Regions from separate parts of the Homo sapiens genome. Here region 1 is linked to region 2. The links are chromatin loops, found by intact Hi-C in ENCODE. Cell type or tissue: A673. All regions are shown on one strand. Each heading gives the region's core, and the rest is flanking DNA. Links, peaks and the distances in the headings are about the cores only. Region 1 overlaps LOC124905974 (a long non-coding RNA gene). Region 2 overlaps MIR3681HG (MIR3681 host gene).

Evidence for each region. Peaks named below come from ENCODE experiments on the same cell type or tissue, not always from the same donor. Only the 100,000 strongest peaks of a DNase experiment are listed, where the experiment ranks them.
Region 1: a loop joins it to region 2, with 3 times the contacts of the local background. A loop is called at or near these places in 31 of 110 quality-filtered maps.

The regions. Positions count from the first base shown.
Region 1 is chr2:12,700,619-12,705,016 of GRCh38, reverse strand. LOC124905974 (a long non-coding RNA gene) reads left to right here. Exons shown (of 2, transcript XR_007086222.1): 2 at 652-4,398. Among named protein-coding and RNA genes, the nearest start is that of TRIB2, 14 kb to the left of the region's middle. In A673, for the core only: no CTCF peak of the experiment used is centred there; DNase peaks (open chromatin) are centred at 2,016 and 2,536; H3K27ac peaks cover 3,082 bases.
Region 2 is chr2:12,553,224-12,557,621 of GRCh38, reverse strand. All of the region lies in intron 4 of MIR3681HG (MIR3681 host gene), which reads right to left. Among named protein-coding and RNA genes, the nearest start is that of TRIB2, 160 kb to the left of the region's middle. In A673, for the core only: CTCF peaks have their summits at 2,038 and 2,580; DNase peaks (open chromatin) are centred at 2,111 and 2,471; H3K4me3 peaks cover 363 bases; H3K27ac peaks cover 2,205 bases.

The sequences.
Region 1 (4,398 bases), core at 227-4,226, 150 kb before region 2:
AAGAGGCCTTTGAGACCTAGAGCCTGTCTTATTTCCCTCTATACTCACAGTGCTTAGGATGGTGATAGGCACATGGTGGTTGTCATCACTGTTTGTTAGATAAATCAATATGTAGCATTCTTTTACATGCCTGGCACTAGGGACAGAGCCTGAGCTTTTTACTGGGGCAGAGAATCCTGGGATTTACACAGGGGCCTCTGCTTTTTTGTGCCCAACAAGGACCCTCCATCTGTGCCTATGTACAGGGGGCTGCATCTTGCCATGGAGTCTTGAAATGCTTGTTGGATGTTTCAAAATGATAACTTTTAAGCTCACATTTCACAACTAAAATGATTCCATTGTGTTCTGAAAAATCTTTTTAATTGAATGTTCTCTTTGTCAACCCAATAAACTGCTAGTTTTGCAATAAGATTCCCCTGGCACCTTTCCTGGAAGGTTCACTGTGAGAAATTCACTCACATAACAATATAGTAGCAAAATCCTGTCAGCTAAGTTCTGTGGATTGATCACCTTCTGTATGCCAAGCACTGTGCTAGGTGCTGGACACAGGACAGTGGGTCATATAGGAACTCACAGAAGAAGGACAGAAGCCTCTTTTATGCTGCACTATTTTTTTTTACTGGAGATTTTTTCTTTTGTTTCCTATCACAGGAATCAACAAGACTTTCTTACACACACAGCGTGACCATAAGTGGAGAGAGAAATGTGCCAGAGTAAAGACAGCCATACATACTTGACACTTCTCCCATTAAAAAGTGGAGTCTATTTCCTTCCACTTGAATCTGCACTGACCTGAGACTGCTTGGACCCATAGGAAATGGCAGATATGACATATGGCCAGTCCCAGGCTTTGCCTTGGAGAGACCTAGAAACTTCTACCATAGTCTCTTGAAGCTTCGAGGTGGCAGGAAATAAATCCAACCAGCTACCTGGCCGGAGAAATCAGCAGGAAAGGCCCCAAGAATATGTGAAGAAGGAGATGGGCCTGGTAGAGCCCAGGCTTCCAACCAACTGACAAGACTCCAGGCATGGTAATAAAACCATCTCGATACTTCTAGCAGCAGCAGCAGCAGCAACCAACAGAACATCACTAAGTGACCCCAGTTGTGCCATCTGCCCCAGTTCCTGCTGCACAAAACCATGATATAAAGAAGTGGGTTATTTTACATCAGTAAGTATTGGGTTAGTTTTATACTCAGTAATAAATCAAGGGAGCATTTTACAACAGTTTCCCAGAAGATGGGCACAATAGTGGCCCCACAGGGTGGGGTGAGAAGAGTTGCTGAAGCCTTAGCATGAGACTCTCCCAGAAATCCCTTTTTTTTGATTTTCAGAAAGCCCTGATGCTACAGTAATAATAGCTAATATTTCTTAATTGCTATAAATATGGCCTTATTTCCTGCCACTTTGGGACATGCATTATACTCACTAGTAACTGATGCTTATGCCCCTGGCTGCTGGGAATAAATATTCTTATAGCCGCTATAAATCTTGCTGATCATTCAAGATTCCTCTTGGGTACTGGCAACTTCAGGAACTTTCATGTTGACCTAAGAGTCTCTCTACTTTTCATAACTCTATCTTAGCCAAGTTGTATTTTGTTGAAATTATCTCTGTTATCTCCACAAGTTTCTATTTTCCACTGGTAAGATGGTTGAAGATACAGATTGCATCTTCCTCATGGTTGCATGTATGTACAATTTTAACAGAATCTGCACATTGTAAATGACCAACCTAGCATTTGCATATTGTATTACAGTTTATAAAGGGTTTTCATGATTATCCCTCTTGAACAGTTGAATTGAGGCTCAGGGAGGAAAACGACTTTCTTAAAATCCCTGGGTCACAGGGGCTCCTCACTCAGAGGCTTGCTAATTTTCTCCCCCACATACTGAGGATATGGAGAACTTCTTAGTGGGAGGGAGAGAGCTGAAGCCCTATCCTCCCCATGGATACATATCCTTTGTTTTCAGTGTCTGGGAAATGCCCCAGGATTCCCTGCTGCGTTACCCTGGGAGACTATTGCTCAATCCCAGCAGCTGCTCTGGAGGAAGGAAAAAGCAGACATTCTGAATGTATCATACATACAATGCAATATTGAATTGGAGGTTGCTAATGAGCGAGAACTCTTTTATTGTGTAGTCTACTTCCAGTGAGGTCTAGCTCTTAATTTTCAGTGGGCGTAGCAGGAAGTACTAGTGTAAAAAATAAAACATATATATTACTAATACTGTTGCTATATAAAACAATATTTGGCCAAGATGGTTAAGATATGATTCAGTCCTTGTTCATCAAGTTGCTAAATATTATTCAGTGAGTGGAGTCACCATATGGCATAACTGAATTTTCTTGGGAGACTGGGTAAAATATTGTGTTGGATATAGAATTTGGAATTGTGCATGTCTCTGGTGGATAGAGTCTAGATCAAGCTGCAGACTGCTAATCCCATTAATCCCTCAGGCAAAGACTCTAATGCACGTGGCAAATGGAAATGGCTTAGCCCTGCATGTAGCACTCCACGAGGGCGAGTTTCTTCTCAGAAACTGAGGAAGGGTGGGCAGAACCACACATCTAGACAGATGCAATCTTTAAAGAAAAGTGTGTGTGGGCAAGTACAGTACCAGCTGGGAAAATCTAAATGACTGAAACCTATGACTCAGAAATCTTAAATTGCCTTAAAATTAATGAAGCTCTGTGGGGATGACTCAGTTCATTCATGTCCTTAGCTTGCAGGCTCGAAAGCTTGCAGAAGGAGCTGTTGTCTAAAGTTTGGAAGATCAGACTCCACAGAAGGAATGGGTCACATCCTTGGGGGTGGTCTGGGGTGCATGTGCTGGAGAGCCAGGTGAGCTGGTTTGCATCCTTCCCAGGGACCGAGTGACTTCTGGCAAGTGAAACCTCTGAGCCCTAGTTTCCATTCCTGTAAAATAAGAAACAGAGATTGAATTTCTAACTTCATCAGCTCTGATATTCTGATTACTCAAAGTCCCAGCAAGAAACAGAATTTGCCCTGGGTGGTTTCGATGAAGAGATTTTAATAAAGGGACTCCACAGATGTGTGTGCTAGTTAAGAGAACAAACAAGGAAGAGGAAGGCACCCAGAGATGAGTAAAAGCTTCTGCTATTACCATCTCCATGGTCAAGACACCCAGGAAAAATGGTGTTACTGGAACCCAATGAGAACCAGATCTCTGGTGGAGAGCCATCCTCTACCCGACCCCCGACCCCGGAAGGAGCCATCTTCCTGGGAGGAGGAAGCCCCTGCCAGAAACACAGTCTTAAGCAAGAAGGGAGCCAGGAAGAAGTGACCTGAAGCTTAACGTATTTCCCTAGTGCTGCTCTTTGGATGAGTCCAACTGGACGCCATTCAGGAAGGGAAGAAAGCTGTCCACAGGAGTTGGCCTCATGTGGCACAGAGAAGAGCAAAGAAGAAGGGTAGAGAGTGGGATCTAGAGTGGGTGAAAACAGAAAAACCAGCACACGTTTTATGCTTTTATAAATTTCATTTCTGAGTTAGGGAAAAAAGCACAATAAATATTTTCTCTGGAATAGCTGAAGAATGACTCTCAACTAACAGAGTTTCTGAGTGTAAGGACAAGGTTTTGCTTACTTCTTTAACCCATCAAAATCTAGCATGATGTTGGTGCTATGGTAAATAATCAGGGAATATTTATTGAATTAGAGGCTGGTCACAAATAAACGTTTATAAACATCTGCATGTGTATAGAGCATGATGCATGGTACATGTGAAGTGAAAATCTGTTGAACAAATAATGTGTAAGATTCAAAACAAACTATGTAAATCTTTCAAATGAAAACTTCTGTAAACCTCAGACAAATACTTGGCATTTTAGTTCTAGGAGTCATTTTGAATGTGATTTATAGTTGTCATTGCACAATGTGTAAATTTCTTGGACTATGAAAATGGGGTCTAAAATGTGAAGTAATAAATAAGCAAGGAGGGACTTAAAAGAGACATTTTCTACCTATTGTTACTGTTCAGAAATTATACAAGCAGGAGTGCTCACAAAAGTAGAATGTTCAGCATATTCAGACATACATGAAATCACCTCTGACATGTGGATGTACTAACAGAGGGATGCTATTTACAGTCAGGCAGGCCAGGAATGCACACCTAGCTATAGGATCTCTCAGTATTCTGACTTGAGACAAGTACTTGAACCTGTGAACCTCAGTTTCCTTTTAATCCCTGCCTCAGGATCCATGTGAGGGCTGAATGAGATGATATGTGTCACATTCCTAGTAAAGAGCCTGGCATGTCATAGATGTCCATCACTTTGTTCCATCTTTCTTGTGGGGTCACTGATTTTCTTGGAGTTGACATAAGGTGTAAGACCAAGGGGTCACTGATTTTCTTGGAGTTTATATAAGGGGTAA
Region 2 (4,398 bases), core at 80-4,079:
TGCTATGGCAATGTCATGAAGTTACCCTATCTGGTCCAAAATGGGGAGGCATGAATAATCCACCCTTTGTTTATCATATCATCAAGAAATAACCATAAAAATAGGCAACCAACAGCTCTCAGGGCTGCTGTGTCTATAGAGTAGCCCATTCTTTTATTCCTTTACTTTCCTAATAAACTGGCTTTTAGTTTTCTCTGTGGACTTGCCCTGAATTCTTTCTTGCATGAGATCAAAGAACCCTCTCTTGGGGTCTGGATCCAGACCTCTTCCAGTAACAATGTAAGCAGATGCAGAGTGAGGATCAAGAGGATACAATAAGCCACATCCTGAAAAATAAGGATAAGCTTGAGACCCTCTCAGGTGGGAGTTAGAAACTCCAGAGCAAGGATCACAGCTATAAAGACTTTGTAGTTTAGAAAGCTTTGCCACTCCCTCTGGTATGTTAGTTCTGCAGCTCTTCACCATTGCCGATGACCCTTGCATGTGACTTCATGAGCAACCTGGAGGAGTGTTAGCTGCAGACTGATTCCACACTGCAGATATTTACAAGGACGAAGACTCAGAGGAGTTCATGAGAGGTGTCTGCTCTCAGAGGAAGTGCAAACAGCAAAGTCCTGGGTGCTGTAGCAAGAAACATGCAGAATGGTGGATGGCCTGGGACAGCCACACAGCAGCTAGCCCTTGTTGACTCATAGGTCAGGCTCTTCCGTCGTGTGGTTTAATCTTTAGGGCAAGCCTGTGAGGTAGCTCTCTGCATCATTGGTGAGGAAATGGAGACTTCCATGATTTTATTAACTTTATACAGCTTTAAGGCAAGAAACTAGGACACAAAACCACGTAAGTCTGTCTCCAAAGTCTACAACCTTTCACAGCAGTGTACTGGGACTGGTGACTGAGAGGACCACATGCAACCCCACTTATCAGGGACATGTTTTTTCCTCTCTGGAAATGACAGAACAAAGATTACAAAGGCTGAGAGATATTGGCCTGAGGAGTGGGACGTTCACTTAGCTCCTTCTTTTCTGTAAACACTTATAAATTGGACTGACATTTTTCCAAATATTCTCCTGTAAACGGCAGGTAGATCGTTTCTGCTATTGATTGTCTTATTTATAGCTAACAAAATGCATACATTAGTTAGGAGAGAGGAATGAAAATAGTCTGTCAATTACTTTTGTGCTCACAAACTATGCTAGACATTTCAAGTTCTTCATTCAAAATTCCATAGCATCTGTTTAAGATAGTAGCTACTTACTTCATCTCACAGGTGTGCCACTAAGGCTTAGAAAGGTGAAGCATCTCGCCAATGTCACATAGGTAGTAACTGGAAGAATCAAAGCTTAATCCAAAGTTGCTTGGCTGCAAACTTATTTTTGGGTTTTCAAATGTGCACTAAAAGCACTGGCTAGGCTGGTTGGGGAGAAACCGAAGAAGAGGAACTCATGTAGAACAGGGAAACTATTGGACCAGCCAAAGCTGCTTAACCTTTTCTGCTGTAATAAAATGTTCAAGGGTACCATGGCCTTAGTCAGCGGCATCTGAATCCACTCTTACGAAGCTGTGATTCTGTGACATGCTTGATAGACACTTATCTGAGTCTATCAATTAAAGCTTCAGCAAACTCTGTCCAGATGTATTTTCATCTATAGTTTTAAGACAAATTATTATTTAATGTCAGTCTTTTTTCCTGTAAATGTGTACACCATGCTAAGTGCTTTACATGCTTAGCATCGGTCAATCTTCACAACAGCTCTGTGCTGTGGCTTGTTATCCTCATCCAACAGATGTGAAAACCAAGGATCCTTCCAAGCTTGCACGGCCAATTTTGGTGGAACCACAATTAAGATGCAAGTTGGTTTAACTCTGAAACCTGTGTTTCTTCATGAAATTGTGCCACGATTTCATTAGGAGAAGCCCTCTTGCAGGCCCCTTTCGTATTTAACGAATAATCCATACTTCATGGTTTCTGCTGCTTTTCTTTTCCTGGAGGATTTTATTAAGAAATCCATTTGTCTTTGCACCCTGGGAGCTGCTTCCTCCTGCTGTCTGACTCAGGCTTTTCAGCCTATTTGCACCTCAAATCCCTCATTAGGGAATCCAGGCTGGGGAGAGTTCTAGGCACAGTTTAAAAGGTTTTGCTCCCCCCACCCTGCCCGCCCACCCCTTCCTATTTTTGCTTTTATTTTTAACTGCACTTCTTTCTGACAGGAACTCTGTTTGTCCTGACTTGAGTCTGATGTTATGAGTCACTGGGGAGATATAATATGCTGATTGCTGAACCAGGTTATTATTTTTTCTTTTTCTATGACTCATTCTCTTCAAAATCTCTAATTTATGATAAAAGTCAGTAAGATGTAAGCACAGAAAATGTTCCTAATGGGCTGTCTTATTAGGTTTGGGCCCACTTTGTCTAGTTTAACTCTTGAGATGAACAATGTAATTCAGTGTCCCCCTTAGAAAGATCTGGGGCCGGTGGGCCATGGCTCCTCCCACACCACTGCCAGGCAGGGCAATGAGCAGTGCTAGGGCTCCACTCATAGGAAGAGTTCAACCTGTGGACCCAGTTGAAAGAAGAGAAAGCTTCTGATGAGATACTACTAGTGCTGCCCACATATGTGCATCACAAGGACATAGAGCCATAAAAACCTATCCTGCTTTACAATGTTTCTAATGAAGGAACATTATAAGTCATCATCCCCTTAAAATGCCACCCCAAAATGGGGCAAACGCATATGCAAAATACAAACATAGCTCACAAGATGACAGTGTAAACTAAGAAAATCTACTCAGACGTAGAAAGAGATGGGGATTTTTTATGATCCACTTTGTTATGTAAACAAAGAGTCAGACTGTTAGACCAGGACAAGATTTTCAAGGTCTCATTCAATGCACGACCACTTTTCATAGCCCCTTGGACAGATGCAGCCAGTAATGGGGAGCTCCCTGTGTTCTCAACTATTTAACCATTTGAAGTTCATTGGTGAATAATTGAACACTTACCCTGTGCCCCGATGTCTCCTAGGAACCAGAGATGCAAATGTGATAATGATGTCTCTAAACTGCCCTGGTCTTAGGAGGACAAACTCCTGACTCTTCTTCAGCAACCCCCGCTGTGTCCCTTCTTAGCCTTGCCCAAGCCTGTTTAACCTGCGCCGGACCCACAGCATGAGGCTGAGGCAGCTTCTAAGCTGCTATAGATGTGGCCTTTAGTCCGCTGGGTTGCTCTTTTGTGTCAGCCTCTGCCTGGTGACACAGCTTGTCAGTGCCACTGCTTGGGATCTGCCGCAGTGCAGCAGCTGGAATGAATCACACGCCTCTTCCAATTTCAGTGGTCTTCTGTTGTTATGGACTGAGTTCTGTCCCCCTAAAATCCGCATGTGGAAGTAGTCGTAACCCAATGTGACTGTATTTAAAGATAGGGTCTTTAAGGAGATAATTAAGCTTATTTAATTTTTTATTCATGTAAGTTTACAGGATATAAGTGTAATTTTTTTGCATGTATAGATTACATAGTGGTCAAGTCAAGGCTTTTAGGGTACCCATTGCCTGAATAGCATACGCTGTACCATTAAGTAATTTCCCATCCTCTACCAATTTAATTAAGTTTAAATGCTGTCAAAAGAGTGGGAAGCTAATCCGATAAGACCTGTGTCCTTATTAAAAGAGGAAGAGACACCAGGAATGTGCAAACAAGGATGAAAGGTCACATAAGGACACAGTGAGAAGGTGACCATCTGCAAGCCAGGAAGAAGCCAACCCTGCTTCACCTTCATCTTCAACTTTTATCCTCTAGAACTATGAAAAGATTAATCAAGTCACTCAATTTGTGGTATTCTTTTCCAGCATCCCACGGGGGACTACCACACCTCTTTATCATCATTCTCTTGTCCAACAGAAACTCTTTTTGGGGAGATAAATGTCTTGGTCTTGGCCATCAGGCCAGGTTCCATCTTACTCCATCTAGCACCAAATGGACATCCATGTTGTTTGTCTTGATTTGGTGCAGAAGTAATGGTGGTGTTTGCATTGTGCAATTTGATCTTTGATATTGGAATACATTCTGAAACAAATGTGGTTATGTTACACATCATTCTAATGTGCATTTCTCACTTTATGTTTTTTTGCTAATGACTTATTACTTGCTGTTTATTTTATATTTATTTTAGACTATGAAAATTATGTTAGACAAAAAGCAAATTCGAGAGATTTTATTTGAGTTCAAAATGGGTTGTAAAGCATCAGAGACAACTTGCAACATCAATAACGCATTTGGCCCAGGATCTGCTAATGAACGTACAGTGCAGTGGTGGTTCGAGAAGTTTTGCAAAGGGGACGAGATCCTTGAAGATGAGGAGTGTAGTGGCCGGTCATCACAAGCTGACAACAGCCAATTGAGAG